Regions from separate parts of the Homo sapiens genome. Here regions 1, 2, 4 and 5 are each linked to region 3. Evidence: chromatin loops called from intact Hi-C (ENCODE). Cell type or tissue: endothelial cell of umbilical vein. All regions are shown on one strand. Links, peaks and the distances in the headings refer to the core of each region. The heading gives the core; the rest is flanking DNA.

Region 1 (6,554 bases), core at 809-5,808, 710 kb before region 3:
TGAAATAAAAATAAATGAATGTGCTAATTGTTCTTTTCTGTTTGAGAAAATGACTCAGCCTTAACCATAACAAAATCTCCCTTATATCCTCAAAAATTAAAATGTATGATTAAATTAAAGCTATGATTAAAATGTAAAAGTGGTAATTTTTATAAATTAGATCCAGATATGTCATTATTACATGGGTATTCAACATAGAAGTATTCCTATTTTATCCCCATAAACTCAACTGAGTCAGCTGAGTCAGAAATCCTATGACCTTTATGTCGAAAAGCCTATTAACATTATTTCATCTCTTTAATTCTCACAATAATCTTGTAATTATGTAAAGGAAAGTTTCTTTACTTTGCAAGTGGAAAAACTGAAATCATAGTCAGGGAAAACATTTGGCTGAGGGTGATTCACAAAGTGAGTCTCAGAAAGCAGGCTAATATTCACAATCTCAAACTCTTAAATACAGAGGAAATATAAACCACATTAGTTTGTTTGTTTGTTTGTTTGTTTTAACCATTTAACCCCTAAGCCCACAATAGTAAACCTACAACCCACCTCTCTGAAGAAAAAAAAAAGAGAGATGAAACATACACAACTTTAATACACAAAGAAGAGTCTGAATTGCAGTTAAGGCTTTGAGTTCCTAGCTGGTTTGGAATTAGGAAGCAGTAAAGGGCAAATGTGTGAAATACTGAGATCATCTCACCTTTTACTTCTTTACATGAAAGAGCAAGATCTGTTTATCAGGATCACTTTTGATAAGCACAAAGAAGTCATGCCGGATACGTTTCTACTTTAATTCCATGACCCAAATCCATGCTAGCTGAGAATACGTAATTGAATTATTCAATTTAGGTAGAAAACCATCTGCTCAAACCCTTAAGTCTTCAATTCTTGCTGCTATGAAAACAAAGTAAGGCCGAAGTCAAGGAATTGAAGTTGCAGCAAACCTCGTCCAAGGAGACAAACAGCAACAAAGTGTGGGCATTTGCAAAGTATGATCAGCACAAACAGCATCAGGCCCCCAGCTATTCCACTGCAACACTGATAAGGAAAGTTCAGACTTTGCTCCTGGAGCCCTTTTTGTAATTTCCTCGGTCATATCCAACTGCACTCTATGCTTAGTTTATTTTTTTGCCAAGAAGACTGATCTTAGCCACCTAAAAATTCTCATTGCAAAAGAAACCTCTTGTTTAAACCCCAAGTGCAACCGACAGCCCCTTTCCAATTAGCCCCTGCAACTTGCCCAGTCTCTTTCATGCCTGGCTACTGAGCTCAGTCTAGTTTGGCTGCCGGCCAGGTTCCTCTCTTTTTTTCCTTGTCAGTCGTAAAAACTTGGAAAACACTCCTGGACAGCTCAAGGAGACCTTTAATTATGCAGTGGGGCAGTACCTTAGCCTGTCTGCTGTTTCCAGCAAAGCCTGTAGTCACCAGCGACTGCACTCTCCCAATTTGTGGGTTTTCCAGCCAAGGCTACTTGTTCATATGGGGGGAAAAGGGAAAGACTGGCAGAGAAAGGGAGCAATTTGCAAATTTGAAGAATTTCCAATTCCTCTGAAAGTTTTCCACTTCCTCACATTCACTCTGTCTAATAATCTCCCTTACTTTAGCACCTAATCACCCATTTTGTAATACAGACACAAAATCATCAGTATTGTCTCCTGCTAGTCCTAGAAATCAGTCATGACTTGAACATTCTCCGTAACTTTTTATTCTCAAATGTTGGTGTAACGTATTTTAAAAGCAGGCACAAAATAAATTTATTAAATCCTTCCTAATTGACTGCATTACACTTTGTCAAACTTGCAGATTGAAATAGTGCATGTAAAATGTCTGATTGCAAATGAGTAAGGCGAGCTCAGTTGGGAAACACTACTAGGACCTAGGGAGGGGTACCTTGACTGCCAGCCCTCACTTACTTGGAGTTTGCCCAGCGTACCAAGTGGACCCGCCAAGCCCAACACCAGCTAAGTCTTCCTTACTCTACCTTGGCACGCTAGTTCCAGCTGCAGCGTCCAGCTTCCTGTTCAAGTCCCATTCAACATCGTAAACACATTCCAAGAAAACCAGCCTGCCCAGAGTTCCCTCCCGCACACAGGGAAGTCAGCGCGGCAGCCGCAGGAGCCTCAGAATAGAGAGAACTGCCTGCTCCGGATTCTGATCCGTGTGGCGAGTGAGGCCACGAGAAGGTGGACCCGGCCAAGCGAATTTAGCAGTCGGAGCGAGAACCCAAGGGCTCATCACCCCCGCCGCGCCTTGCGCCCTCCAGAAGAAGCTACTTGACCCGCGCAGCAGAAGGGTAACCATGTGGACGCCGCCCCTTCCTTTGGGCCCTCCCAGCTCTGAGCTTTAAAGTATCCGCGGCCCGGCCTCGGAGCTTCGCGCCTCCCCACCCCCATGCCCACATTCTCTCCCAGCGCCAACAAAAGGGAGGCTGCCCTGGAAGTTCGCTCCTGGGTCGCCTCGCTGTGACCCGACGATGACTTGCCTGCTCAGCCCAGTCTGATCCACGCACCCTCAGCCGGACGGATCCACGGTTTCCCCACCGCCTCCCTCCAGTTCCTGCTCACCGGCCCCCCGCCGCCGGACCAAAGTTACCACAAAAGGCTAAGGAGGTTTCTGGAGCCCGGAGACCGCTGCGTCCCCGACCTCGCTGGACTCCCCCAGTCATTTCTCAAGCGCTGCCATAGCAGGCGTCAACAGGTCTTAGCCTCCTTTAGTGCTGGACGACTCCCTGAGCATTTAGCTGTCCTAATTTTTTACAACCTGCTGGCCAGCGGCTACGCGCAGCCCCGCGCCCTCCTTCCCGGGCACTGGTGGCCGGAGCTGTCCACCCCCACCGCCCCTCGGGATATCAGCTTCTAAGCGATTCCACGCTACCTGGAGGGAGCCTGGGTTCGCAGCCAGGGAAGAGCCTAGATAAATCTCCGTACCTCACTGAGAGAGGCAGTCGGGTCAGGCTTCGGGCAGGGGCGTGGAGAGCTGCCGGTTCCTCCGAGCCTGGCGATCTCCACTCCGGCACGGCCGGGGCGCCGTCTCCGAGGCCGAGAGGGAAAGTTTCTCTACGCCAACACGGCGCTGGACTCGGGACCCTCCAGCTTCGGTCCCCTCCCTCTTCGCGCTCTCTCCCCCCTCCCTCCTCTTCCTAATCCGCCGAATCCAAAACTGGCGCTGGCGGCAGCTGGGACGCGGGGCTGGGGACTCCGGGTCGCTCCCGGCCGGGAACGCCGGGCTCCCCCTCTCGGTGAGAAGGAAACTCTAGCCGACTCCGGCTTGCGCACTTCTGGCGGTCTCCTTGGACATTTCCACACGGGACGCCTGTGTTCAAGCTCGCTGACTTTCCTTCTTTAATCTCTGATGGTCGTTATCTGTGGGCCCACTGGACTATCTCGCGCGTGCACGCGGAACCGGAGGTGGGTGGAGGGTGGAATGAGAGAGAAACCCATCCGCAGAAGGAGGGGCCCTACCTTACTCAGTCTTCAGCCCGGACAGAAGCAAAACCACAGGCCCCCTCTCCCACCCCACTCGCGCCGCGTTTCCTTTCCAGCCTCTTCCCTGAGACACTAGATCAGGACCATTTGCCTTTTCTTATCTCTGTGTGTTTCCTAACACAATTTTAAAACACCTCTGAGGCTTCATAGAGGGGTAAAGTGTCAAAAGAAATACACGAATAAGAGTAAAACGTGCCGTCTTCACAGCCTTTATCAAGAAAGCAGCCACAGTTGCTGCTGCTCTGGCCGCACCTCAGCGGACTGGTTTGTCCTCATTGGTTTGTCCTCATTTGTTTTTTAACTCGGCCTTAATCTCTGGACTTTGTTATGCCTTAAAACAGACACACACATACACACACTTGAAAATTGCCTTAACCCCCAGATCATACTCATTTGTTCCATTCAGATGTTTACCTCGGAATTAAGGACTTCTGTATAGGATTTGAGAGAAAACACAACAGCCCATTCTTACTGACCTTTGGTAAAGTTCTGCGTGGGAAAGGGAGCAAGAAGGAGTATCCTTATATAAGAAGTTCTTCAAGGATGAGAGGACCTTTACTAAAATTTTTTCTGCTGCTCAGAATTTAGTTTACTAAATTTTAGTTTGAGTGTGAAAATAGATGAGAAAAGGAAAAAGGCATTTTGCAAAGCTAGCAGTTATAATGTATTACAGTGGATCCAGGGCTTAGAGTCAGACAGGCCAGATTCCATTCCAAACTCCATCTTTACGCTTTCTGTGCCTACCAATTATAACTGTCAACAGGAATTCTATAATCTAGCTCACGGAGTCACAGTCACATTTACAGGAGTTAAAATAGAGTTGTGATAGGCGCAGAGAAAATACTCAATAAATATTTGGTTCTTATATCCCACCATGTTTTACTGTAATTAGGAGAGAGGGTGGTGCTAGAAATTTTCCCCCAAAGACCCTGTAACTGAATCAGTTTTCTTCTCCTTAATGCTTTTTCCATTTAAAAAGGCATCATTTCACAATTTTTGAAATGGAAACTATGTTTACAGATTAACTAGTTCCAGCTGAACTCCCTTATTTTAAATACAAGGTAACTGAAGTCTAGGGCTCTTAAGTGACTTTCCCCAAATCTCATGGTTTGGAGGTACTAAAGCTAATATCAGAAATCAGTCCTCATAATAACTTGGCTGGGGTCCTCTTTTAACTGTTTTTCTCTTTATCACAATAGTCAAGCACACATAAAAATAATTATATTAAAAATATTAATCTCAGGACAAATGCTAGTTTTTTTCTGTAAATAACTCTTAAGCAATTAATTTATGAACAATCATTAAAAATTAAATAATGTCATTTAGATGATCACTTGGTATCAATGTGATTATAAAAATAAAACAAATGGTAGTCCAGTATTTAGGAATAAGGAGGTTGATGAGATGAACGAATCCATGCTTACATTATATATTTACACATAGATATTTTGGGTTTTTTAGCCATAATATTAAAAGATTATAATAACTCTCGATTCCCAAGAATACATCAACATACCACTACAGTTGGCTGACCCTAGTTTGTGAACAACTAGATCAGTGTTCAGGACACACAATTCAACTTGAACAAGTTCAAGGCCAAAGAACAAAATCAGGCTACAGAGATCAAACTTTCCATCCTGTGAAATAATGGAAAATCCCATAGCATGTACTTATTTCTCATTCATTTGCCTCTAGTACCTGTAAGAAGGTCTTTTTAAAAAATTCTTCCTTACCATATACAATGTTGAAAATCATCTGAACATTTACATAACTAACTCCCATGTTCTCAGGGATGAGACCCTATATACTCCTTCTAAGTAAGAGTTATTTACTACTCCGGCCTCATCCTCAGTTTCCTAAAGGCATATCATAGCCTCTTTAGAGATCTGTCTTTCCTATCCATAAGACTTGGAAGATCCTAAAGAGGGAAAAAAAAATATGGCTACAAAGCACATCCATCATGAATGGATAAATGAAGATAGATGAGTCCTCATAACTGTCTTTTTCCAATCGTTACATACAGTGCTAAAGATTACTCACTTTTATATTTTCTCCCACTGTTTAAAGTCTTTAAACTTGCTATTGCTTTGTAATTTTTATAACCTGACTTTTGATATGATCTTCTTTGTGAAATGGCTTAGAGGTATAAAAATCTCAAGAGTGTCAGAACCAAGTTTTTAAAAACAATAGAACCAAATGGAACAAGATTTTAAAACAAATTTATAGCATGCCCCAGGAAGTGAAGAAGGGAGATGCCAAAGAAAAGGGTTGCAGAAGCCTAGCAGGGCACTACGATGACAAATACGCCTAATTTTACCTACTGCAAATACCTCAGATTTCCATTTGAAAGTTCTTCACATTCATCATAGGTTCATATAGACCCTGATAGAAACTCAGCAGCTTTCCAGTAATTTTTATTTTTATTTATTTATTTATTTTTTTTTTTTGAGGCGGAGTCTTGCTTTGTCGCCCAGGCTGGAGTGCAGTGGTGCGATCTTGGCTCACTGCAAGCTCCGCCTCCGTGTTCACACCGTTCTCCTTCCTCAGCCGCCCGAGTAGCTGGGACTACAGGCGGCCGCCACCATGCCCGGCTATTTTTTTTTTTTTTTTTTTTTTTTTTTGTATTTTTAGTAGAGACAAGATTTCACTCTGCTAGCCAGGATGGTCTCAATCTCCTGACCTCGTGATCCACCCGCCTCGGCCTGCCAAAGTGCTGGGATTACAGGTGTGAGCCACCACGCCTGGCCTCCAGTATTTTTAAATTAATTTTCTTGCTCAAACCAGAATTAAGTTTCTCTTACCCTAACTAAGGGAACTTTGGCTAAGACAAAAAAACGACCTGTTACTTACCTTAAGAAAACCAATTTTATTTCTGATTATTGCAAAAGCACACAAAAAATATGCTGGTTGTTTAGCCCTATATTTCTGCAAAACCAACATTTAAAGTATTTGACAACTTTTTAAAAACTGTAATGAAAACCAAGACTGAAATTCAAATTTCAGTCATGTGATTTGAAAGGGGGTCATGTTTCTGTTTGTCATGTGTAACAGTGGCCAAATATCCTATGA
Region 2 (6,554 bases), core at 488-5,487, 790 kb before region 3:
GATACCTGAAGATAGTTTCCTATCTGTGAGGAGAGAAGATTGCAATTATCTCATTTGAGCTCAGTCTTCCAAGACCCAATGATATGGCTTAGTGTAGATAGCAAGTATCTTCTTTGTTCACAGATCTCCAGAAGAATAAAAGGGGCAGAAATATCAACATAAAAAGGTCCAGTCTAATTTCATTTAACAATTAGATATGTCACATGGATGTTAGGTCAAAATAATCTACAGAGCACTTGCAAAATGATGTTAATAATACCTAACCTCCCTCTCTCCTGGAGTATTTTTAAAGGAGTTCATGTATGAAAACACTTTCAAAACTGTAAGTACAATACAAATATGAGGTCATATTACACATTCCAGGAGAAGTTATGACATGCTGAAAAGGCAAAATTTACAACCAAATTTCCTTTTTCCAACAAGTGATGTCAGAGTGCACTTGCATGTAAACTTTCGCAGACATTTCACCATAAGAAACAGGTTATGTAATACTAACGATATTTAATTTCCAAGCTGTATGTAGTTAAAAGAAGTAAATGACCAACTAGGAATCTTCCCAATGCTCTGAATCTATTAGTAAGTAGAAAGTACTAGTACTAGCCATAGGAGGTAACTCCTCTGGAGAACTAGATGCAGCTGGGCAAACCAGTCTTCATCAATTTGCCATTCATGAAAACACTTATATTCAAGTCAGCACAATACATTATCTCAGTGAAGACAACTTGATACAGTTAATGAAGATAATACTGCCAGAGGCACATCCTCTCTGTGTTTGCTGTAACCATTCACAGCAACGACAACAAGTGAAATTAAAGAAACAAAAGTCTTCCAATCTCATAGTTTGAGGCATTGGAAAAATCAATGATGTAGCTACCTCTTAAATGGATCTAACTTTCTCTGAAGCCTGACTGAAAGCTCGTTCAGTAGTATATAATAATCAGACTATGATATTGTAAAGATTCATCTTTATCTCTTCTCTTGCTGTAGTCACCCAACACACATTTACCAAACACCTGCTCAATGTTGTGCATTGTATTGTGGACTAGGAAAACAGATGAAGAAATTGAGTTTCTAATCTAATAGTAGAGTAGACAGACAAGTAAATAAATTATAATAACTTGTTATCATAATGTTATAATAGATGTCAGCCTATTAAATGCTTGCTTAACTTAATTATTAATTTCTAAATAGTAATCTATACTAATTAGGTAAGCTTCTGATCATGATGAATTTGTAAGTTTCTTTTAATTTAAATGCTTTCACTGATATAATGACATTTTATTTTCAAAACTACTCTGTCCCATACACAGTGTTGTGCTTTCCTTCTTTTACCAAAGAGAAAATCAACGTTGAAAGATGAGTTAGTAGCACCACAGCCAAGGTCAGGACTCAGAAATCTCGACTCTCTTATTTCCTTCTTACAAATGGAGGATAACACATCTAGTTTGCATGTTAAAATCCTTTGTACTATTTATCATTTGATTTCACCATTTTAGGGAACTGTAAGTTTTTATTGATAGTGCTGGAAAAGAAAAACTCTCATTCATTGTAGAATGTGTTTTTATTAGAAAACCATTCTAAGCTATTAATTGTTTATTGCCAAATGAAATAATGATGTTTATTGTTTTCTATTAATACCTGCCAAGAAACCCTGCTTCAGAAAAAAATCATAAACAGTATGAAATTTGAAAGAATATAACCATTTGTACAAATGATTAAAAACTGCAGCCTAATCAAGGAAACCATAGTATTCAAACTACTTACATCTTGCCAGCTGATTTGTAAATACAGCAACCACGGACTTACTGTATGTCTGAATTAGATAAAAATTACATCATTTTCTTTGTGCCTGGGAAATAGTAAATGCTCAATAGATGTTTAGGAAGAGTTTGGGTAAAGAATGAAAAGTGTTAAAGAGAGGAGAAAAATCTTATCAATAGGTCACCAATCTCCACCCTGCCAAAAATCAAACCAACAATCATCACACACACACACATACACACATGCTTAAAGGGAAGTAACACATACATTTGAAAGTATATTCTCTTAAAGACAATCCCCCCTCAAATTTAAAAAATGCTAACTGTGCTTTTGGCCAATGTTACATGTGTAATTTCTTGAGTGTTAGCTCAAGGACTTACTTTGCAGAGAAGCAATTTATTCAAGACAGAGACTACACTGTGAGATGCAATCTTTATTATGTTTTAAAACTGAAATAGCCTCAAATACTTACAGACGTCAACATTATCAAGTAAGTTTAATTCCCAGTATAAGTGGTTTATGTGTTTTTAAGTCTCATCTATGGATTGAAATAACCCATAAAGTAGTTAGTAAATGACAATTAATTTGTAAGGAAAATTGTGAACTAAATGAGGAGGGCATAAATAAAATATGCAATGAGATCCAAAGAAAGTCTCAAAAACTCAGTGAGGAATAGTTATGTCTCATTCATTGATTGTTTTGCTCAAAACAGAAATAAGGTAAACAAAAATATAAGGTCAACCAAGAGCAAGTTTCTGTGCTAGGTACCATAGATTGTCCAACCAGTGCACTTGTGACAAGGAATTTCTCACTATGCTCAAACTGGCCATCTGTGTGCTCTCAAAATGCCTGCCATGCCTATAAATCTCATCTGTGAATGTCATCCCCCATTCTCCTGCTGGAAGAATAACCCTACCTTAAGACAATCAACATAAGCCTTTCCCCCTCTGAAGATACGAGAGTAGGCACCTGAGCTAAGACTAGATCATCTAAGGCTTACGTGGGGATCTGGCACAAAACCTCCACCTAAGCAAAGCAACAGCAGCTTGGGCAACAAAGCAAGACCCTGTCTCTACAAAAAATACAAAACAAATTAACCAGGTGTGTTGGCACACACCTGTAGTCCCAGCTACTTGAGACGCTAAGAAGGAGGACTGCTTGAGTCTGGGGAGTCAAGACTGACGTGAGCCATGATGGCACCATCACACTCCAGCGTGGGTGACAGAGGGAGACTTCCGTCTCTTAAAAAAAATGCAACAGTAACAGTGAATTACCTGAACCAAGAATAGGCTCTAGACTCTGAGCGGGATGGGAAGAGAATTAGTCTGTTTGTAGCTGGAGCAGAAAACCAAAGACACAGAGGAATAAGATACTTTACAGATGTTATAAAGCAGTAGAGTTCATGAATAATAAGTATAAGTGATAAGAAACCGAGACAGAAAATGGTAGAGAAACATCTACAATAAAGAGAGTACTGGTGGCAGCAAGAAAAATATGACAGAGGGAGCTGTCATCCCAATGGCAGAGGATCAACTCTGTCACTAGGGGGCAGAGAGGGAATCTACTCAGAAGAGCCACACTAGTTACGTCCCAATTCTGAATCTCAGTCCATCTTCCCCGGGTTCTCTTAAAGACTGGACATGTTGGCTGGGGTTCCTGTCTTGTTCATCTCTAAACTTAGCCTTTCTGAGGTGAGTGAGTTTTTTTTTTTCTTGCAATCAAAAGAATCTATCATAATCTTTTCTGTCTGGTCTCCTTAACATCCATTCAAGGAACTTGTCTTAAAATGATGAATGAACAAAACTTTGATTGTATACAACACTGTAAAAATATTTTTTTTACAGCCAGGCATGGTGGCTCACACCTGTAATCCCACCACTTTGGGAGGCCGAGGCAGGCGGATCACCTGAGGTCAGGGGTTTGAGACTAGCATCACCAATATGGTGAAACCCCATCTCTACTAAAAATACAAAAATTAGCTGAGTGTGGTGGCATGCACCTGTAGTTCCAGCTACTCAGGAGGCTGAGAAAGGAGAATTGCTTGAATCTAGGAGGCAGGTTGCAGTGAGACAAGATCACACCACTGCACTCCAGCCTGGGCGACAGAGTGAGACTCTGTCTCAAATATATATATATATATATATATATATATATATATATATACACACATATATATATACATATATATATATTCTATCTATTAATACACTCTCAAAGAATTATACTAACCCAATGAAAAGAAAAAAAAGGCCACATAAATTTGTTATGTGTCTTAAGTCACTGAAAAAAGTGTAGTTTTCAAAAAAGGAAATATGTTTTTCATTTATACATAACTGTTCTATAGCTAATTCAAAGCAATAACAACAAATAAACCTATGCTGTGGTTATCTTTTCTTTCTTCACAAGAACAGTAGGGCAAACATAACTTAACTTTGGCTTCTGTATTTTCTTTGTTATACTGAAAACATTTTTTTAACTAAAGTCTATTTTATTTATCTATTTACTTATTTATTTATTTATTTTAGATGGAGTCTCGCTCTGTTACCCAGGCTGGAGTGCAGTGGTGTTATCTCGGTTCACTGCAACCTCTGCCTCCTGGGTTCAAACAATTCTCCTGTCTCAGCCTCCCAAGTAGCTGGGACTACAGGCGCATGCCACCACATACAGATAATTTTTCCATTTTTAGTAGAGATGAGGTTTCACCATATTGATCAGGCTGGTCTCGAACTCCCGACCTCAAGTGATCCACCCGCCTATGCCCCCAAAGTGCCAGGATTAAAGGCATGAGCCACCACACTCGGCCATAAAGTCTAAATTAAATGTATTCATAGGTTCCATCAATGTCGCAGAAAAAACACATTCTTTCTCAGTTTTATAGATCCCTCAACACCAAAAAATCCCCAGACCTTTTTTCTAGATTATTCTTACATATGCATTAGATTTTATTTACCTAAATCATAAGATATTAGGTATAGAATTTTTACCATACTTACAAAATCATACCCTGCAGCTGGGAGAAAGGCAAAAGAAGAAAAAGAGAAAGAGAAGATTGAAAGAAGAGGAAGGGATAGAAAGCAGAAAGGTTTCTGCTATAAAGGAGACACAAAAGAAAGAGATGAAAAGGGTGAAAAAAATGAGGTGGACTAATAGATATAAGTGTGCTCACAGAGCATCACCATGTCCTTATTTTCCAAGCTTCACAATCAGAACCCCCACCCACCCATCCTACAGTCAAAACACTTCAGGCAAGAGATCAACTGGGCTTTTTTATTCCTCATTTAATGATACTGATCACTCTTCTGACAGGTTGCAGGACAGTGATGATGGCTGGGTCCAGAGTCGCAGCCTCCTCCCTCTCAGAAGCTACCCATTCTGTTAAGAGGCCACAGACAACCACGTTCCTAATTGTGCATCCCTCCTTGGGCTTCAGTATGTAACCGTTTCTATCTTGATACCTGTTTCTGAGTTCCTAGAATCTTAATGTACTTTTGTCACACCCTCCCTCCAGAAACTGAAACTTGACAAATAAATCCCATTCACTGGCATGGCAGACCTAGACTTCAAAAAGAACACTGGTTAAAGCCCCAGGTGTCTACATATTAAATACCACCTGATTCTCCATTGCTGTGCCATGCCCACAAGCTAAAGCTCCCTATTGCTCCATCGGGGACTCCTGGAGCTAATCTGTTTCCTCCAAAGCACCTGGAGGTAGTCTTGGGAAACCTTGGACATCAAGCTGCTTCTATTTACTCACTAGAACGCAACTGTCTGCCCTGCAGCTGAGACAACATCCCCAGCACCTGGCCTGCTCCCCTAACCATCGTGACCAGTTCACACAGACACAGACAAATACTAAGATATGAGAAAAACTATAAACAGTGGGACATCATTCCAGTAACTGAAATGTATTCATTTAACCAATATTTATTGAATATCAGGGATAATGTCTCTATGGTAGTGAAACAACATGAACAAGACAGATTTTCTGCCCTCAAGGAATTTGTGCTCTATTTATCTGCACATATAAACAAAAATTTAACTACATATAAAGGTAAAAACATCCATTTGTTACTACAACAAATAAAAATATGTGCACTTCTATCTATTGTCTAATATAGAGGAAAGTATCTGAAATGTTATGTCAAAATACAAGTTAAGGAGCATATGCCACATTTTCTTGAGTGGAAGATGCAAGGATTTAACAAATTGGGGCCAGGCAAGGTGGCTCACGCCTGTAATCCCAGCACTTCGGGAGGCCGAGTCGGGAGGATCATGAGGTCAGAAGATCCAGACCATCCTGGCTAACACGGTGAAACCCCATCTCTACTAAAAATACAAAAAATTAGCTGGGCATGGTGGCGGGCGCCTGTAGTCCCAGCTACTCAGGAGGCTGAGGCAGGAGAATGGCATGAACCTGGGAGGCGGAGCTTGCAAGTGAGCCGAGATCGCGCCACTGCACTCCAGCCTGGGCAACAGAGCGAGACTCCATCTCAAAAAAAAAAAAAAAAAAAAAAGAAAGTAACTGGAAGTCGCCCTACAAAGTAAAATACAAAAAGCCCATGTAATTGTAGATAGACAGACATGCAAATGAATCAAAAGGTGACGGAAGAAGAAAAGAGAGCTAGTTCAGATGCAATAGATGCTATACTGGGCAGTTAACACAGAAATATGTGCACTTAATAGTCAGATATGTGACATGGAGCTTATTTTTTTCTCTTGAATTGCACATAACATCATGAACTTCATAAACATCAATCTGTCTAGGGAAAATAATTCTGCCTTTCTGGTATTCT
Region 3 (6,554 bases), core at 1,078-6,077:
ACACTATCTGTCCATGTTTTGCAACTGTACCCATATACTTGCTAGGATTGGCTGTAAGATACTGGAACCCAGTATAAAATGAAAAAGTAGGCTCCTTGTTAAAGTTTCAAGATGGCGACAACAGATAGTTGAGCTAAGCACAGGTCTCCTCTGAGCACAGCATCTGGTGTGACTGCAGTACATGTCCATCAAGATTATTGTTAGCGCAGCCATTACCTCTATTCTTTTTTTTTTTAGACGGAGTCTCGTTCTCTCGCCAGGCTGGAGTGCAGAGGCACGATCTTGGCTCACTGCAACCTCAGACACCCTGGTTCAAGTGATTCTCCTTCCTCAGCCTCCTGAGTAGCTGGGATTACAGGCACGCGCCACCACGCCCAGCTAATTTTTGTATTTTTAGTAGAGACGGGGTTTCACCATATTGGCCAGGATGGTCTCCATCTCCTGATCTCATGATCCGCCTGCCTTGGCTGACTTCTGTCTTTATAGATAAGCTACCTTTCTCCCAGCTCTGGTGAATGCATCTATCTGGTCACTGAATTCAAGCTCTTCTTGTCTATCACCAATATTCTTTCAAAATTAATTTATTCATCCAATGAACTACTAGTTAATTTTTTTTTCCAAAGAAAATGGTAAGCCAATGTTAGACCGCACATGGAAGATGTAAAAGGTACAAAAATAGCCAAAAGAACTTTAAAATGCTTAAAACAGAAGACAAAGACGAAGATGTCAAAGATAAAGACTTAAAAGTAAGATTTCAGGAGAAAATGTAGAATTACATTATCACATTATGGTAGGTAGAATTTTTAAAATAAGACGTAAAATGCATAAATCATAAAGAGGATTGATACAGTTATTTACCTCAATATTAATCGCCACAAGACAAGTAAACTACTCTAAACCAACTAAAATGTCAAGACATATGTTTGGAGAAGTTATTAAGTCATAAAACCAATAAAGGGTTTTGTCCAGAATAAAAAATAATTATTCTTGAAACAAGAATAAGACAGACCAGAAAACCAAATTTTATAAATGGTCAAAGAATATGAACAGGAACTTCTCAGAAGAGGAAACCAATAACTATCAACACATCTTCACAAGAAATCTGAGAATTGAAAATCAAATAAAAAATGAGACATCATTTCTTAAATATTACTTTGGCAGGAATTAAAAATTCTCACCAGAGTTTTTAGCAAGTACGTGAAGAAATAAATACTCTTCCAGAGTGCTGTGATGAGAACACTTTGTAGAGCCATTTAGCAACATGTTTTATAATTGAAAAACTGCTTATTCTACAACCTAGCAATTCCTATTGAAAAGAACACGGTACAACAAAAATAAAACAAGTGGTAAATACATAGATATATTTTTTTAAGTAAGTTACAAAAGAATAAGTAGAATGTAATACTATTCGTGTATCTTTTAAAACAGGAAAAAGGTATAAATTATTTCTGTAAATAGGTAGCAAATGTACATAGGGAGAATTCATCCCAGCTTCTGGTTATTGGCTACTACTAAAAAGGGAGAAAGACTATAGAATATACTGGAGTTCTGGAGTTAAGATTTTCAGACAGAAAAAAATCAATTTGGGCTCATATTGACTATGAGTGGTAACTGCAATCCACAAAGCATGAACAGAACAAGTATCAGGAGAAACATCTGAAGATGAAAAACAGCTTGTGCTGTAAACCCCATGCACTATAAAGGAATCATAATACTCACTGAAGATTGTTTCCATACTTTGGGGCACACAGGTAATTGAGCCCTAAACGTCATCTTAAAGTAAATGCATTACTCAGTTGTCATCCTTATTTGTGAAAGGAAAGGTACAGACACTCCCTAAGTTTAAGATAAATATGAAAAATCTGGATTAAGCTTGTGATTTAAGGATTTTATTACTTATTTGTGGTGGGAGGAAGACCGACTACTGTCTATATGCTTTTATTGTTTAGTGTGACTTTGGGTTATCTTGAATGTCACCTGGATTCTGAATGATTTTTACATTGAAAGAAAGAAAAAGGACTGTTGCCAAGGCAGTTGAAATGATTTTCTTCCCAGTCCAGGTGGGCTTTGGCAGGCATCCCACTTTCTAAGCTCTCTAATGAATCACAAATATATGGATCTGACACAATACTAATAGAACTAGGAAAAAAATTATGCCGTGAAAACGCTCTTTTCTGAATTGATTTTGCCGTTAATGGAACTGAATTTGCATGTACAGTACTTCTAATTAACCTTGCTTTTCTGTGCCTGTAAAGTGGACAGCAGCTGTTTATCACTTTGTTTCCATGGGGACATAGAGGATATGATTTTGTGATTGTATATTACCTGTTATGAAATCAATTAAGCATATTCTGCTTCTGTAATATTTCTCCAAAGTAAAACAAAAACTCAATTTAAATTTCAATTTTCCTTGCTTCTTTCCACTTTCAACTCTACTCATTAAATATATAACATATTATTGGCCACACTGAAATTTTTATTCTTCTGTCATTTGCTCGTTAAACATTTCCCCTAAGGCCAAACTTTTTCTCCAGGCTTCTGGTAAATCTATCTGTGGTTATGAATATATTCTTCTAAAACCACATTAATTTCAGCAAAAATCTATCATGCCAATAAAGAAAACTTGAGAAAGTTATGTGTGATACAAAGTGGACAAAAGCTATGCTTTATGTCTGAATGTGTCTCCTTTCTCCTTTGGTAAAAAATGTACTAAAATGTTAAGTTCCAAGCAAACAGAATTTTTCCTTTTTTGTTTGTTTGTTTACTGCTGTAGTCCCAGTAGTGGCACATAATAGTTGGCCGATAATAGTTGGTGAATGGATGATTCAATAAATGCACTCTTTGTATTATTGTGAGGTGAGAGGCAGAAGGCATTATGGTAACTATATTCTAAATATTAAAAGTTATTAATCAAGCTAGTATGTTGTTACATAAAATATTTTCCATCCCATTTAGACAAATATATTTCATAAAGACAATTGAAAGATATGTTATAAAGCTGTATTTTTTATGTTAGGAAAATTGACAAAATATTTAGACACATCAAATACATTTTTTCTGCATATTTAGGTATTTAGTTAATTGGTTATGATGCTTGGATTAATAATAAATGAAAATACATAGATAATTCATAAGTATATGTTTATTCCATATTGATCTTCCTTGCCTTCATTTCAGCAAAACCAGTAATTATATTGCAAGCATGATCATTGCATCATTTTGTTGTACTGTATTTAAGCGCATGCAATTTGAAATATTTTTTCAAAAATGTAAATTCAATTAAATTTAAACATTTTTAAACATCATCTTTTCAATAAGTTTTTTCTTCTAAAGAATTCAAAATTACTTATTAAAATGCAAATACAAATTGCAAATTTATTATGAATATGAAAATTTAAAATAGCCAAATGAAACCGAAACTTTAATATTATTTAAAAATGACTATGTCTTAGTAAATGTTTTAAGAAAAACAAAACCATCATCAGTTCTAATATTCACCTAGCTGCCAATAGAAAGAACCATGATTATACTTTCTGTGTTGTTTATAGACTTATATATTAACAAATTTGAGTTAAATGAATTGTCGTATATAGGAAAAGGTTCTTTCCCCTCCTTGTACAACTGGTACAAATACCTCATTTATTTGTATGTTCCTTTAGAAAGGAATTAGAATCAAACTAGGACACTCAGCACTTTTGGGAAAATAATGCTTAACATTCTATGATCCATTCCATTATTCCTGTTACTTGGGACAAAGGATTTGACGGGGTAATTACTTATTTTTTATCTTAGCTGAGCACTTTTGCCACTCAAATCCTTCTTGTACACAGAAGCAGGAAAATGGGGTAGCTTTCAATGAAAAAGCCTGAAACACCTTAATCCAGTGATCGAAGTGAACATTGATCGAGACAAACCAAAATGAAGTGCCCCCTGGTGGAAGGAAATGAGAACAAAACAACCTCACTTTTGTAATAATCCTAGAAGATAACGCATAACCTGAATTTAATTATGTGGAAATAACAAGTTACTCCAAATTAAGGGCATTCTAAACATGCCTGTAATCCTCAAAAGTGTCAATAGTAGGCAGTCATATTAAAAACTAAGCTATATCTCTATGTGGTTATATGGAATAAACCCTAAGACATATATTTTAAGTTTTAAAAAAGTTAGAGACCAGTATTTTAGTTTTGAAAAAAATTCTAAGCATTTAGAATTCATTTCAGAACAACAAACAGTTAGTGATTGTCACCTCTGGGATCAAGTAGAGAGTGAGAAAAATATATTTATTTTCCACTTCCCACTTTTCTGTACTGCATAATTTATTTTAACCTGAATATAAATTGTATTTAAATTTTTCTTGAATAAAATGTATTTTGAATTGTTTTGAGTACTACAACCTTTGTTTTTGAGTCTCAGAAAATAGGAAAATATTTTCAGGCCAAAAATAACACTGTTGTTAATTTAGTCAACACGAGACTAATCATAGCTTATGACACTTGGAGTCTCAGTCGTCCCTGTAATTAACTAGCTATATAGGTGTTTGGGCAAGCACTTGAATTTTTTGAGGTTTAATTACTAATCTTCATAAATGAGTTTTCTTGTAGTTTTAACTTTCTTTTTAGAACATGAATTACAATTTATATATCATGTCGTCAACAGAGGGCAGTAATTAACCACAAGTAATCCCTGTTCTCTGAGCAAGCATGAATCATTTTAATAGAATTTGAAGAAACATAGTATTCGAAGGACCACCATTTTCTTCTCTATTCCTACAAATTTTGATCACATTCCAGTTTTCTCCTCTCCAAACAAAGACTTCAACCAACCAAACACTTCTTATTTCAAACAACATCAGTCCTTTGGGTTAGAAATAAAAACATAATAAAAGAAGAAAGATTATAAAAATAATTTCATGATGACAGAAGGGGCCTTGCCAATGCGAATCAAAATGTCACTTACTCTCTGCCTTCTAATCACTTGCATAGTGGGTGTCGATGCATTAGTGCCCACTGGAACGATTACAGACAAAGGAGTAACAGATTTGAGTTTAAACTATGCTTGGCTCCTTACTGCCAGTAAGTACTAAAACTCTGGCCAATTTAATTGAGCTTTCTAATAATTCTCAAATTTCTTTAGATTTAAAATAGTGACAATAGCTACCTTAGAGGATTGTTTAAAGATTAAAATAGTTATTTGAAAAGATACAACAGTACTAGGTATTAAATAATGTTTATTATTACTATACTACTATTATCATTATACAGATTTGTGTTAGGACAATAGTATCTAATAATAGAAAGAATATTGCATTTTATCCTTAAGCTTATGTGTATATATACATATATGCAAAATATATACGTAAGTTTATGTAACATATGTAATATATGTACATATGTTTACCTAATATAAAATAAGCAAAGAACATAAATAACGATTCACAAAAGAAAAAGAAAAATATCCAATAAGAAAATTAATATTCAACTTCGCTGTTACTCAATGGACTGCAAATTTAAAATTTTGCCAGGTTTTGCCTATAAAACTGAGAAAAAAAATTTAAGTGTCATTAAAGGAGTTTACTATCATAAACTGTAAAGTGCAAGTGACTAGAAATTGACATAAAAATATAATTATTCACCATGGGATTCAAATTTTAAATTTTTTTTTAAAAAATCTGAATATGAGATGAATAAAATTTTTTCTTTACATTTTAGATGTTGAATAACCAGTGAAAACCTCCCCAAGATACACCAACCTGACTCTCTATAAATTAAAAGGCATAAATAAACAGAATTTTACATGAATAACTTATTTCTAAGCAGCTTTAAAAGGAGATATATCAAAAGGTGAGACATTCTTCAGTTTGTTGTAATCCTCCTTCAGAGTAAAAGTTGTGATCATTGGTAGAATTCACTTTATTGTGGTTTTATCTGTCTTGCCCTTTGCTGTTTTTTTAAATCCTTGAACGGTATTTGTCATATAGTTGGTGCTTAATAAATATGTCTATGTGATATGTATATGTGCTATTTTTTCATACTTTTTAAAGTTTTTTCTAAGAAACTTGTAAGTAAAAATATTTTAATAAAATGTTTATAAACTTACAGGAAATTATTTTCAAATGTCTAAAATAGAGATTATCTGTTAGCAATATTTTTATGATTCTTACCAAAAATCAGTCAAACTCTCTGTCTGCTAACCATTCTTGTTTTTGTAGATGTGTCTTGTATTATTAGACAAAGGGAAATAGATAATCACAAAACCATTAGCTTTGTGATTGTTAGTGAGCCATGTTTCCTCAGAGTTCCAAAAAGCATGGACCAATGTCTTTTTTTTTTTTTTCTGGTTCCTCTTAGAAAAAATTAGTGAAAACACAAATATATACTTAATAAAGACAAAAAAAATATTTTGAATAAAAATTATTATTCAGACCAGGTGTGGTGGCTCACACCTGTAATCCCAGCACTTTGGGAGGCTGAGACAGGCAGATCAGAAGTTTGAGACCAGCCGGGCAACATGGCGAAACCCTATCTTTACTACAAATGCAAAAGTTAGCTGGG
Region 4 (6,554 bases), core at 748-5,747, 720 kb after region 3:
GCACAGAATTCAAGCCCCTTACTGACCTTACCTCTCATATGTTCTCATTCCCATTCTACTCAATCCTCCTTCAGTTGTGAGTACCAATGCTCTTCTCTTTCCCACTTTTCTTTGTACCCTGTGAGATTATTTTTCTTTTTTTGTTTCATTTCTAATTAGTTTATGTGCAATGACTAAATATTACTTATGATGAAGGACAGTGTTCAGCATACATTTAATTCCTAATTTGGTTGTTTTTATAAATATGAGAAAAATTTTTTGTAATAATGTGGGATAGGACAGGTGGAAATGGATGTTTTGGTATTAGCAACATAAATCCACTATTGAAATCCTTTCATGTTATATGCCAAAAGTCACATAGGGATGTATTATCAAAAATTATATTTTAATGATTTATCAGTTCCTTCAATTGTTTTGAAAGCAAAAAATTAGAAACTCCCTGACGTTCAAAAAATTTTGTTTCTGAATCATTGAGGAAATTCACTTTCTCATCATCAATACAAATTTTTCTTTTGTTTGATGTCTCCATGATTTTATACCCTGGGATGATCAACATCAGATTAGATAATATGTGATTTTGTTTGATAAAGCAAGAGAAGTGTAGTTGCAAAAGGAAAGTAGGAAAAGAAAACAAGTATGATATTTTAACTAAAGCTCTAAGGCCAATTAATATTAGCAAAGAGTGTATGTGGAATGGAGGATATAGACATTAATCTCTAAATTATTTCAACCCTATGTACTTGGTAAAGTCTTCATGGACCTCAAGAACTGTACATATCTCAGTTTGAAGACTGCTGATTAACTATTCCATAAAATCTCAACCTTGGGGCAGCTGGCGTTAGCAAACCTTGAGCTGCCAAGTTCTTTATTCCCTTTCTTTGAATAGTCATATTCCATCGAAGTAGAGTCTACAGTCCGTATTCACTATATTACTCTTTCATGTCCTATGTCATCCTCAGTCATACTGTAAATGGTAATCTCTTCTCATAACTCCATAGCAGAGTCACCAACAATTTCCTAATTCATAAATATGTGCCTTTTATTGCTTATATGGCTGGACTACTTTGCAGCATTTGACCCTGGTGACCATTCTATTTCTCTTGAAATTCACTACTTTGTTGTTGTTGTTTGGGTTTTGTTTCTTGTTTTTTGTTTTTTGTTTTTGAGACGGAGTCTCGCTGTGTCACCAGGCTGGAGTGCAGTGGTGTGATCTCGGCTCGGCTCACTGTAACCTCCGCATCCTGGGTTCCAGTGATTCTCCTGCCTCAGCCTCCCAAGTAGCTGGAACTACAGGACGTGCCACCACACTCAGCTAATTTTTGTATTTTTAGTAGAGACGGGGTTTCACCATGTTGGCCAGGATGGTCTCCATCTCTTGACCTCATGATCTGCCTGCCTCAGCCTCCCAAAGTGCTGGGATTACAGGTATGAGTCACTGCGCCCGTCCAAAATTCACTACTTTTTATGCTTAACACTTTATTCTTTCCTTTCCAGCTTCTTTTTCAGGATTCCCTTTCATTGTACACTATTCCTAAAATGTTATTCTGCAAGGTTTCTGCCCTTGGCCTTTTTCTCTCCTCATTGAACAAACCCTGCCTGGGTAAACTTATCTACTCTCTGACCCATTCTACATCATGATAATTACTGTATCTCCCGCTCAAATATTTTTACAAAATGTATGAGCTTTATAGCCAATGCCTATCAGACAGCTTCAGTTTGCTGTCCACTCCACTGCCTCAAAATGGCAGAATCTGAACTCATTATCTATCCTGCTGAACTTACAACTCTTCCTGGAGTCCCACGTAGTTATGAATGCCACCACCAAGACTTCTAAATTAGAAACCCCAAGGGACTTTCTCATTTCCTAATTATCTGCATCCATAAGTGACCAAGTCTTAATAATTAAATCTCTTACACATATATATTATCAAATTGTCTTTAAATAATTCGTCTAACAAATATTTATCGCATACCTATTACGTTTCAGCCACTTTTCTAATTATAATAAACAGAAAATAAAGATAGACATGCTCCTTGTATTTGTTGACATTTATATGTGTGTCTATGTGAGTTTATATATGTGTGTGTATATATATACATCCACATATACACATATAGGTATATGTATGGCTGATGTTGAGATGAGTCAAGGTCAAGTCAATACAAAGCCAAAGCCAATGATGCTACAGTGATTAGTCAGAGGGGGAATAAATAAGTTAAAAATATCTAACAATAATTACCCAACACGTCCTCTTAACAAGAACACTTATCAGTTGCCATGGCACTAAACTAGTCAATTATTGCTCATATCCTTTAAAGCATATTTATAAACTAGATAACAGATGGTGGAAATGTTATACTTTTGATCTTCCCAGTCAGCCAAATGTCTCTCTTAACCTACTAAAAAAAAAAAAAAACACTGACTGAAAATCCAAAGTTCAGATGCAGGAAACACATTCATTGCTGTCATTTCTGTCAGTAGTTGTTTTCTTTTTCTATTCCCTGATGTATATTAGCACCAAAGGTTAACTAATTTAAGCAGCTCATACTAATCTGAATAGGTAGGGGGAAAAGGAACATTTGAGTAGAGAATAATGATTACAATGCAGAAGATGATTACATTATTAAATCTAAATTTCACATCATCATTTTTGGAAAGATAAATAAAAACATGTTTATGAACAAGCAATGATTTAATGATTGCTAACCCAATAGCATTCAGGTTCACGGTACTATGCTGACACCTAGTGGAATAAAAATAGGATCCCAATGCTTCCAAGAAATCCATTTTTAAGCTTTTCACCCTTAAGCTGTAGAATAAATAATACACACATACACACAGACTCACATGATATACATATCATAAACATGCCAAAAGGCAAGATGGCCTTGGTGCCAATTTAGTGAAAAATTGCTTGAAATGATTGAAAGCAGATGCTGTTGGTTTTCAAATAATACCTCACCAAATTCCATAAAAATTTGGTTTTTAAAAGTAATCAGTAGCTTTTTCTTCATTTTTGTTTTAATCAAATTTGGTTTTTTAAATGTAGCTAAAATAATCAGTGTTTGTTGAGACAAAAATGGTCCTCTCTTCTCTACATCCCATTTCCCCTTCCCCAAACTTACCATTATGCAGATAAGAAACATTTTCAAACATGTAAGATTTGTTTTATTATGCTTTTGCTTTTTTTCAGTTTCAAGGGTACATATACATGTTTGTTATATAGGTAAACTGCATGTCATAAGGGTTTGGTATACAGATAATTTTGTCACCTAGGTTGTAAGTATAGTACTTGGCTAGGTATAGAACTCTAAGTTAGAAATTACTTTTCCTTAGAATTTTGAAGGCATTACTCTTTGTCTCATGGTTTCACTGCTGTTGATGAGAAGTAAAAATCAATTCTGATTCTAGATCCTTTAGTTTCTCTCTCTTTCTCCCCTTTCCTTCCTCTCTCCCTCCCTCTCCTTCCCTCCTCTCTCTCTCCCTCCCACTTCTTTCATCTCTCTCATTCTCTCCCTCTCTCCCTATCTTCCTTTCTCTCTCTCTCTCTCATACACACACACACACACACACACACACACACACACACACCCCCCACAGAGTGTAGGATCTTCTGTCATTCCCCAGAATTATGAAATTTCATGTCCATCGGTCTTGGTAGGACGCAGAGCCACCACCTGTAGGTGTGAACTGCATGACTTCGCTTATGCATACACAGTGCTTCCTTGGAGTGGTTCCATGCCCAACCTATACATCCGTACTCAGCAAATGTGTTATACTTGAGGAGCCCTCGAATCAGTTCCAGGAAATGTTGTAAAATTATTTTTGAAATTTTCTTCCCATTTCTTTTATCTGGTCTCTTTCCGGAATTTCTGTTAATTGGGTAGTGAAACTGTTGTGCTCTCTTCCAATATTTCCTCACTTGAATTCTTATTCTGTTTTTTGTTGTTGACGGTGATGGTGATGGTGAATTAGTTTTTGTTGTCTTTTTTTGTTATTGTTTGATTATTTGGGAGGGAACTTTCTCAGCTCTTACAATTATCTTTTCTTTGTAATAATTTAAATTACTAAAATCTCATTTTTATTATCTTAATATGTCTTTATTATAGCATTCTGTTCCTTTGTTTCTATAGACATCTCTCTAAAAATATTATGCAAATTTTTATGATTTTCTCTCTGCAGAATCTCCGTTTCGACCTCATAGTTTTTTACTTTTAGCTATTTGATCTGCATCTTTTATGTTAAAGGTCACCCTTAGATTTATAAGCCTTGATTGTCAGCTCATATTTTAGAGTCGGTGATGAAAAACCCCAGTTTGAAACACTGAGTGGGCAGGAGGGGCTTTCTGACTGTAAACATCACTGCAGGTAATCTGGCTGGACCATGCCATCAGGGAGCCCCTCTAATTAATATTTACATTTTCATCAGATTCTCTAGAGAAGACTCTTACTATTTTCTTCTTGGAAGGCAAATTTCTGATAACCAGTAATCTAGTTATAGGGTAGAGTAAGGAGGGGGTGGGATTCAGCCTCCAGTATGCATGTTAACTTAATACCACTTTTTTGGTAAGATATCACTAATTATGCTTGGTATCCCTCAATGCCCTTTTGTTTGACCTCCTCCAGAGAACAAATCTCTGCTGATTTACTTGGATGGAGGCAATTACCTAAATTTTCAGACTGAGAAAGGAGAACCAGGAATGTAACTCCTTCCTAAGCAGCTTTCAATTAGTTTTCCTTTTTATAAAATACATCCCACTGGACCCTCCAACTGCCAAAGGTAGCTAATCACATAAATCCTTGGCTCTTTTAAAATTCTTCAAAGTAAATTGAACTGGTTCTTACCTTTTGCAACACAAGTTTAGTATAGAGTTTTCATAAGTTTGCTATAATGCCTACCACTTATCCATCATTTCATTTTCCAAAATTATGTTGCTGTTGTCTCCACTCTGATTCCTTTTGACTTGTGGGTTCATGTCTTTCATAATATTCCTTTACTATAGCTTCAGTGGGGTTTTGGAAAATACATTATTTAGATTCATATGTTTAATTTACCAAGAAGCAACCTTGTGTGCTTATTTAGCTAATAGATCTTTTTGCCACTTGGGTCACTGAGAGGAAAGCCAAAATACACTAAAGATATTGGTTTATAAGTGTTCCAATGCAATAGAACCAAAGATGATATTTAGAGAGTCTAGCTGTGCACTTCCACACCTAAATTACCTTGGAGACATCATAAATTCATGACTAATTCTTCAAAATTTGTGCCTCCAAAACGAGGTTATTTTAAAGGAATGAAACCTCATTAATAGCATGATGTTATATTAGTTTGATGCAGTCTATGTCAATTTACCAGTTAAACCTTCAATTGTCAAAATCCTTAATCATAAATAATTGAATGTAAGATTTTTATATCAACTAAGCCTTCTTTCCTGGAAAAAAAAAAAAAAGAGTAGCACATGAAAGTGAGTCCACACTTACATATCCAACTTTTTAATATGCATCTCCATTAAAAATCTCACAGTTGGCCTAGCACAGTAGCTCATGCCTGTAATCCCAGCACTTTGGGAGGCCAAGGAGGACTGATCACGAGGTCAGGAGATTGAGACCATCCTGGCCAACATGGTGAAGCCCTGTCTCTACTAAAATACAAAAAATATTAGCTGATCGTGGTGGTGTGCGCCTGTAGTCCCAGCTATGCGGGAAGCTGAGGCAGGTGAATCACTTGAACCTGGGAGATGGAGGTTGCAGTGAGCCGAGATCATGCCACTGCACTCCAGCCTGGTGACAGAGCAAGACCCTGTCTCAAAAAAAAAAAACCAAAAAACAACAATAACAAAAAATCACAGGCACCACAGTCTTAACATGTCTAACCTGGACTTCAATATGTTTCTTTCAATCCCTGTTCTGTCTTCTGTGTTACCTATTGGCAAGGGTTTGGGACTCATCTCTGACTCTTCCTTCTCCCTATCATCCATGTCTTTTGGATTTCTAAGGTATTTTGATTCTACACCTTAAACCCATTCTTTCTTTTACATCTCTACAACCATTAAATTAATGCAGAGAATCATTTTTGTTACTCATTTGGTCACAAAAAAACAGAGACTCACTTGAACTAGTTCAAACAAGCAGGTTTATAGTAGTAAATAACTAAGAAATCACACAATAATCTGGAAGGAGGGACTACAATAGAAATAAACTTCAGTGAGGTTAGGACTAGAGAGCGTCATATATTCATGGTAGCTCTGGTGACTTTGGCAGCAGGAGTCCAAAAAGCTTTACTTTAGTGCTTTGTCATTAGTGTGACCATGCAGCACTTCATAAATCTGCTTATTACTATACCCCCATGACAACACCCCCTGCCAGAAAAGAAAACAACCCTTCTCCTCAAATCTTAACTCCGTTTCTAACAAAGGAAGCCTAGACCATCTTTGTGAGCCAGGCCACTGAAGTCAGACTAGTCTGTGAACTCTCATTAAATATAGTGTCCACTCTTGGTCCAAGTACCTGTAAATAGAGGTAAAATGATGCATGCTACCTCCTATGTACCAGAG
Region 5 (6,554 bases), core at 554-5,553, 260 kb before region 3:
TGAGCATAAGAGTAGGAGACCAACTTGGCCAATGTGTGAGACACCATCTCCACAAAAATTAAAAAATATCAGCTGAGCAGAGTAGCATGTGCCTGTAGTTCTAGCTACTTGGGAGGTTGAGGTGAGAGGATCCCTTGAGCCCAGGAGTTTGAGTTTACAGTGAGCTGTGATCACACCACTGCACTCTAGCCTGGGCAACAGCACAAGACGCTGTCTCAAAAAAAAAAAAAAATATATATATATATATATTTTCTGAAAAGCAGTCCTCACTCCTCCCCAAGAAAGTCTCAACTTCTTTGAAGAAAGAATATGGTAGCCTGCTTTATTGGAAATGTGCCCTGACAATAGCTAGCCATGATTCATTCTTCACATCTGGCTTGAATGAAAGACATTTATTAAATTAAAATATTAATTATGTAGACTATTTTTAATGGCATATTACATGTGACTTAGTGTTCCAGGTTACATTTCTAAAATAGAATCCCCCCAATTTTTTAAAGCAAAAGTGTGTACATATGATGCCATTTTTGCATGACTCAACTTATACGCATGAAGATATTTTGCTTACTAAAGTAAGAAATAAGTAAAATATCTTCAAGTATATAAGCTTAAAACAAAAAATTATTGTTCTACCCCACAACAATAAAAGCATGGAATACATTAAAGTGTTAAGGTATATATTGAGAAAAAAATTTATTTACAAATTTCTGACACTACGTGAAATATCACACACACACAACACAAATAAACTGAAGTATAAGTAGCAAAAATATAAAAATAGCTATAAAAGTGGTCCATTAACATATACGCTATAAACTCATAAACCTGTAAGCTTTTCAAAAACACCACTGAGTCATTTCTTTATACAACTCTAGTTGTTTATTCCAACTGACCAGTTGATGTCTATGATATGTAGAATAAATTGTAATCTGATTGCAAATGCATTAATAAACAATTTAAGCCCAGTTAATGGCTACACTTTTATGCATTTATTTTTCATTTGTAGGCAAATATCTAGGCCTCTTTGGCCATAACAATGAATAAAATACATGAGGACCAGTTATTTGCCATGGATAGATATAGAGACAAAACATCAGAGTTCTACAAACCTATTTTGAAAAGTCAGCATCCTGACTCCAGAGGCTAAGTACTGTATTTCAATTACAATTATTTTTAAATGATGTGACATTCATGTAATAACTCTATAGTAACAGTCTGTCTGAAAAACTCAAGACATGTGTCACAATTTATATGTTTATCCAACTTTAGTTATATTCAAAGGCTTCATATATGTAAAAGAGCTATTCTCATAATACTGGAGGAATATTAGTTTCCAATTTCAACTCTCCTATACTACAACAAACTTTATGCCTTAAAACAACAAATATTTATTATCTTGCAGTTGTGGAGTTCAGACGTCTGAGATGAGTTTTATGTAGCTAAATTCAAGCATTACACAGAGCTGCATTACTTCCCAAGGCTCCAAGAGAGAAATAGTTTCCTTGTGTTTTCCAGCTTTCAGAAGCTGTCTGTATTCCTTGCATCATGGTCCCTTCCTCCATCTTCAATGTGCATCACCCCAACCTCTGCTTCCATAAGGACATCTTCTTTTTCTACTATGCTCCTCTTGCCTCCCTTATATAAGAACCCTCGTGGTTACATTGGACCTGGATAATCCAGGATAACCCCACAAGGTCAAAATTCTTAATTTAATCACATCTTCAAAATCTTTTTTTTAGTATGTAAAGCAGCATATTCACAGGTTCTGAAGACTAAGGTGTGGCTATTTTGGAGCCATTATTCAGTGCACCACACACCCATATAAGAGAACATGGTGATATGCTTCAGAATTTAATATTCTTATAGAATGGTTTATGATTAATGACTGTCATTAGCAGTCTGGATTGTAGTTAGTGAAAATGGTTAATTCTTCTCATGGTGTTATAAACCTTATTCAACCTGACTGTAATCCATCTGTGTTGCTAAAAAAATTTCAACTCAGCTAACTCATTTTGAATGTAAAATATTATTATGATTTTGCACATCAATGTACTCAGCATTTATTCAGTTGGATGACTACATTGTATGTTAGGCATTTGGTAAGGAATGTAGATACAACGATGAATAAAAAGTGATGTCTGTCAAAGATGAACAAGAAGAAACTGTGGGGCAGATAATGTAAACTGTTACAATGTAAAGAAAATCAAAATAGTGTGAAGGAACAGAAAAAGAAAGCATCTTGATAAGAAATACTGGTAAAGACTTCACAGATAAATTAGCAATTCATTTTTATTTTTTTTAAATGGTAAGGATTTTCACCAGTGGTGATACAGAGGGGAGAGATAAAAGGCATTCTAAGAAATTAGAACAATTTGTGAAAAGATGTAGGGCAGAAAACATGTGGTTGAAACAATATTTGCAGGTAGACGAAAGTAAAGCCTGGATGATGTAAATGACCAGACCTTATGGCTTAAAAAACAGGTTAGGATCTGATTTTGAAAAATTTTAATGCCATGCCAAAGAATTGGAGCTCAGCTCAACCATAAAGTGAAGCCACTAAAGAATTCTAAAATGGGATGTGGGTTCTTAGAGATGTGATTTGAGTCTACTATACTGCAGACACTGTTCTAGGTGCTGGGATACAGCATAGAGCCTATACTCTAAGGGCCAGTTAGCAGTCCATTCGTGTGTTCTAGTCTTTTAACTTGATCACTACTTGGTTTTGATCACTTAATACTCCCAATATAAAATATTACATATATAGTGAATATATATGGGTCTATGTGTACACACATACATATTTATAATACTGAATAAGATGAGGGCGCTTTTCATTCTTATGTGTATCTGAAGTGGAGGAATGTAAATTTCTCAGTGGAATTTACCTTTTCCTTTATCCAGAAGGGGGCAGCACATCCCTTGTGTAAGAAGATAACGCTAGCTTTCTCCAGAATGTCTGCATAAGCCAGTTTTTTAAAAATGAGAACCTGAATTTTACCGTGTTTCTTGTCAGCTTAGAAAAAAATTCTTAGTAAAAGTTGCCCACTTAGAAGTACATGAATTCCTTCAGATCAGGGACCGTCTAATCTTACAGTAATTCACGTTCATTTCCCTCTCTGGGTGCCTGATGGAAAATTAAATTCCCCTCCATTCCAGACTCCATGACAACTTTCTTGTGGCTCAATCCTCCACATGGACTTCCTGAGACACTTCGCATATTGATATATATTTTTTCTTTTTTGCTCCAATTCACCTTCACTTATATTAAACCAGCATACAAAGCCATTTGGATATAAACGAATCATAAGACTCAGAAGGCTTTTCTCCTATCTTGCCTTGATTGATACAAAATCATGGACCAAGGCATGACTTTTTCTATCAGTTCTCATCATGCTCTCATTCTTCACGAACTTATAAAATAAAATTGAAGAGATTCTAGATGGCAGTACTAAATGTCTACATTTGCCTTCATGTAAATCAACAACTAAACCACTTATAAACATATGTGTCTTTAAGCTTTGCTTTCAGAATTCCTCCTGGCTTCCCTTTGCACACTGTACGTCAGTTATTCAGGCCATTCAAACTCCTGTCCAATGTGTCCTTGAAATGTTGTGTGACTGATAACATGCCTCTACCTTTTCCTGTCTCACATGGAGCTCATTAGTAGTAGTCCCCAGTGTCTATTGTTGACATCTTCATGTCCACGAGTACCGTTCATTTAACTCCCACTTATAAGTGAGAACATGCGGGATTTGGTCTTCTGTTCTTGTGTTAATTCACTTAGAATAATGGCCTCCAGCTGCATCCATGTTTCTGCAAAGGACATGATTTCATTTTTTATGGCTGCATAGTATTCCATGTTGTATAGGACATGATATCATTCTTTTTTATGGCTGCATAGAATTCCATGATGTATATGAACCACACTTCCTTTATCCAATCCACTGTTGATGGGCACCTAGGCTGATTCTGTCTTTGCTATTGTGAATAGTGCTGCAACGAATATGTAAGTGCATGTATCTTTTTGGTAGAACAATTTATTTTCTTTTGGATGTATATCCAGTAATGGGATTGCTGGGTCAAGTGATATTTCTAAGTTCTTTGAGAAATCTCCAAACTGCTTTCCACAGTGGCCGAACTAATTTACACTCCTATCAACAGTGTATAAGCATTCCCCTTTTGCCACAGACTCACCAGCCTCTGTTGCTTTTAGATTTTTTAATAATTGGCATTCTGACTCATGTGAAATGATATCTCACTGGAATTTTGATTTCATTTCTCTGATGATTAGTGATATGGAGCATTTTTTTCTATGGCTGCTTCTCTGTCTTCTTTTGAGAAGTGTTAGTTCATGTCTTTTGCCCATTTTTCAATGGGGCTATTTGTTTTTTGCTTGTTCAATTATTTAAGTTTCTTATATGGAAACTTTCATGTTTTAATGTCTTTGTTGCTCACATTTTGTTTCCTCTTATAGCTATATTTCTCTAAAGGAAGTTTATCACACAAGGAAAAATTACTAAATATCTTAGAAATATTTTGAAGTGCTTATTAATTAATGATAAGGATAATTTAGAATAATTACATTTACAAATAATGTTTATAATACTGATTAATATCCTAAATGTAAAAAAATCCACATTTCTACATACAATTATATATCTAACATACACGTATGGAATGTGCTTTCTATTTAGAGTTGGGAAGATATTTTGCTAGGATTCACTAGACCATGTTAAAGTCAGCCAAAACATTATTATAGTTGTCAATGTAAGCATTTCTTGTGAAATGCAGAATAGATTTTAATATTTATTCATTAATTAGCTAAAACTATTGATCTATTTTGTTATTATGCAAATGTATTCCAGGTAAAAATCTACCATAATTCTGCAGACAAGTGTATCTAAATTATGCATAATACTCTAATTCTTCCATACAATGTACAAGCGGTGGATTAAGAAAAAGGACAAAATAAGCTTTTTAATATGTTTTCTGCTGTGCTCAGTGAGTACATTAAAATTATGTCCCCTTTTTCCCACACTTGCTTGAGCTGTTAACAAAAGCATAAAGATTACGATTGCCAAATCTGTCCAGTCTATAAATCAAATTAATTATTTTCTCAATCATTTCAGATCTTTGTTTCAATTTTAATAAGTTAGAATAGTTTATCTGGCCAAGGAACTTCCAACAAAGTTTGCTTTATTTTGTTAATAGGACAGATTATGTTGATGAATTTTTGAATGGTAAAATCAGCCTTGCATTCCTAGAATTAATCTTACTCAATCATGCTATATTTATACTGGATTTGAATTGCAGTATTTTGTTTAGGATTTTTATTTTATTTATATTTTCAAGAGAAATCCTGGGCTCTTTTTTATTTTACTTTCTTCTGTGTGTGTGTGTGTGTGTGTGTGTACACATGAGCATGTGTCTGTATGCTGCCTTTGGTGTTGGTATTGGGTAATGCTAGCCTTGTATAATAAATTGGGAGTTTTGCTACCTTCTCTGTTTTTTGAAAAAGACTGTGTAGGCCAGCTGCGGTGGCTCACGCCTATAATCCCAGCACTTTGGGACACTGAGGAAGGCGGATCACCTGAGGTCAGGAGTTCGAGACCAGCCTGACCAACATGGAGAAACCCCGTCTCTATTACAAATACAAAATTAGCTGGGCGTGGTGTCACATACCTGTAATCCTAGCTACTCGGGAGGCTGAGGCAGGAGAATCTCTTGAACCCAGGAGGCAGAGGTTGCGGTGAGCCGAGATTGCACCTGGGCAACAAGAGTGAAACTCCGTAAAAAGACTGTATAAAACTGTGGTTAATTCTTTAAATGTTGGGTAGATTTGTCCAGTGAAATCATCTGGACTTGAAATTTTCTCTATTGGATAAACTTTTCAATTACTATATCAATAATTTTAATAGTTACTAGGCTATTCTAACTGTTTCATTTTGAGTGAGTTTTGGGAGTCTGCATTTTTTGAGGAATTGATTCACGTCTCAAGCTGTCAAATTCATTTGTATTCATAGTAATTCCCTTACTATCCTTTTAATATCTATGGGGTCTGTAGTAGTAATCTCTCTTTTCATCTAGATATTGGCAATGGGTGTCATTCTCTTACTTCTTTGTCTGTCTTGCTAGAATGCTATTGTTTTCAAATAACCAGCATTTTATTTCACTTATTTTTTCTATTGTTTTTCTGTTTTCATTGATTTTTGCTGTTATTGGTATTACTTATTTTCTTCTGCTGCTTTGGTTTGGTTTCCTTTGATCTTCTTTATTTTATTTATTTATTTTTTTTTTGGAAGTCAAAGCACAAAAGCTATGAAACCATATTGGAATCTGAGACAAAAGAAAATCAGTAATATTGATCTTGTCTTTAATTAAAATGTAGATGTTGCTTACATCATAGAGTTCAGAGTTTTTCTCAGTCATTTCAGATCTTTGATTGTTTCAATTTTAGTAAGTTAGAATCTGGCCAAAGAATTTCCAATGAAGTTCACTTTATTTTGTTAATATGACAGATTATGTTGATGAATTTTTGAATGGTAAAATCAGCC

Evidence for each region. A loop is a pair of places that touch in the nucleus more often than their neighbours do. Peaks named below come from ENCODE experiments on the same cell type or tissue, not always from the same donor. Only the 100,000 strongest peaks of a DNase experiment are listed, where the experiment ranks them.
Region 1: a loop joins it to region 3, with 2.5 times the contacts of the local background. A loop is called at or near these places in 8 of 110 quality-filtered maps.
Region 2: a loop joins it to region 3, with 5 times the contacts of the local background. A loop is called at or near these places in 7 of 110 quality-filtered maps.
Region 4: it touches region 3 in a loop (10-fold over the local background); 22 of 110 quality-filtered maps call a loop at or near these places.
Region 5: it touches region 3 in a loop (19-fold over the local background); 57 of 110 quality-filtered maps call a loop at or near these places.

Annotation. Positions count from the first base shown.
Region 1 is chr2:188,288,540-188,295,093 of GRCh38, reverse strand. GULP1 (GULP PTB domain containing engulfment adaptor 1) reads right to left here and starts at 3,220. Exons shown (of 12, transcript NM_016315.4): 1 at 2,928-3,220. RefSeq lists an enhancer at 485-1,368. In endothelial cell of umbilical vein, for the core only: a CTCF peak has its summit at 3,203; DNase peaks (open chromatin) are centred at 1,303, 2,033, 3,233, 3,873 and 1 weaker place; H3K4me3 peaks cover 3,148 bases; H3K27ac peaks cover 3,634 bases.
Region 2 is chr2:188,366,310-188,372,863 of GRCh38, reverse strand. The region is part of intron 1 of GULP1 (GULP PTB domain containing engulfment adaptor 1); the gene reads right to left. Among named protein-coding and RNA genes, the nearest start is that of MIR561, 72 kb to the right of the region's middle. In endothelial cell of umbilical vein, for the core only: a CTCF peak has its summit at 3,294 (motif pointing right); a DNase peak (open chromatin) is centred at 3,313.
Region 3 is chr2:187,578,973-187,585,526 of GRCh38, reverse strand. No RefSeq gene overlaps it. Among named protein-coding and RNA genes, the nearest start is that of TFPI, 28 kb to the right of the region's middle. In endothelial cell of umbilical vein, for the core only: CTCF peaks have their summits at 3,733, 3,932 (motif pointing left) and 4,609 (motif pointing right); DNase peaks (open chromatin) are centred at 3,926 and 4,666; H3K27ac peaks cover 1,006 bases.
Region 4 is chr2:186,859,223-186,865,776 of GRCh38, reverse strand. No RefSeq gene overlaps it. Among named protein-coding and RNA genes, the nearest start is that of ZSWIM2, 13 kb to the right of the region's middle. In endothelial cell of umbilical vein, for the core only: a CTCF peak has its summit at 2,730 (motif pointing left); DNase peaks (open chromatin) are centred at 2,376 and 2,626; H3K27ac peaks cover 801 bases.
Region 5 is chr2:187,839,781-187,846,334 of GRCh38, reverse strand. No RefSeq gene overlaps it. Among named protein-coding and RNA genes, the nearest start is that of TFPI, 290 kb to the right of the region's middle. In endothelial cell of umbilical vein, for the core only: a CTCF peak has its summit at 2,921 (motif pointing right); a DNase peak (open chromatin) is centred at 2,894.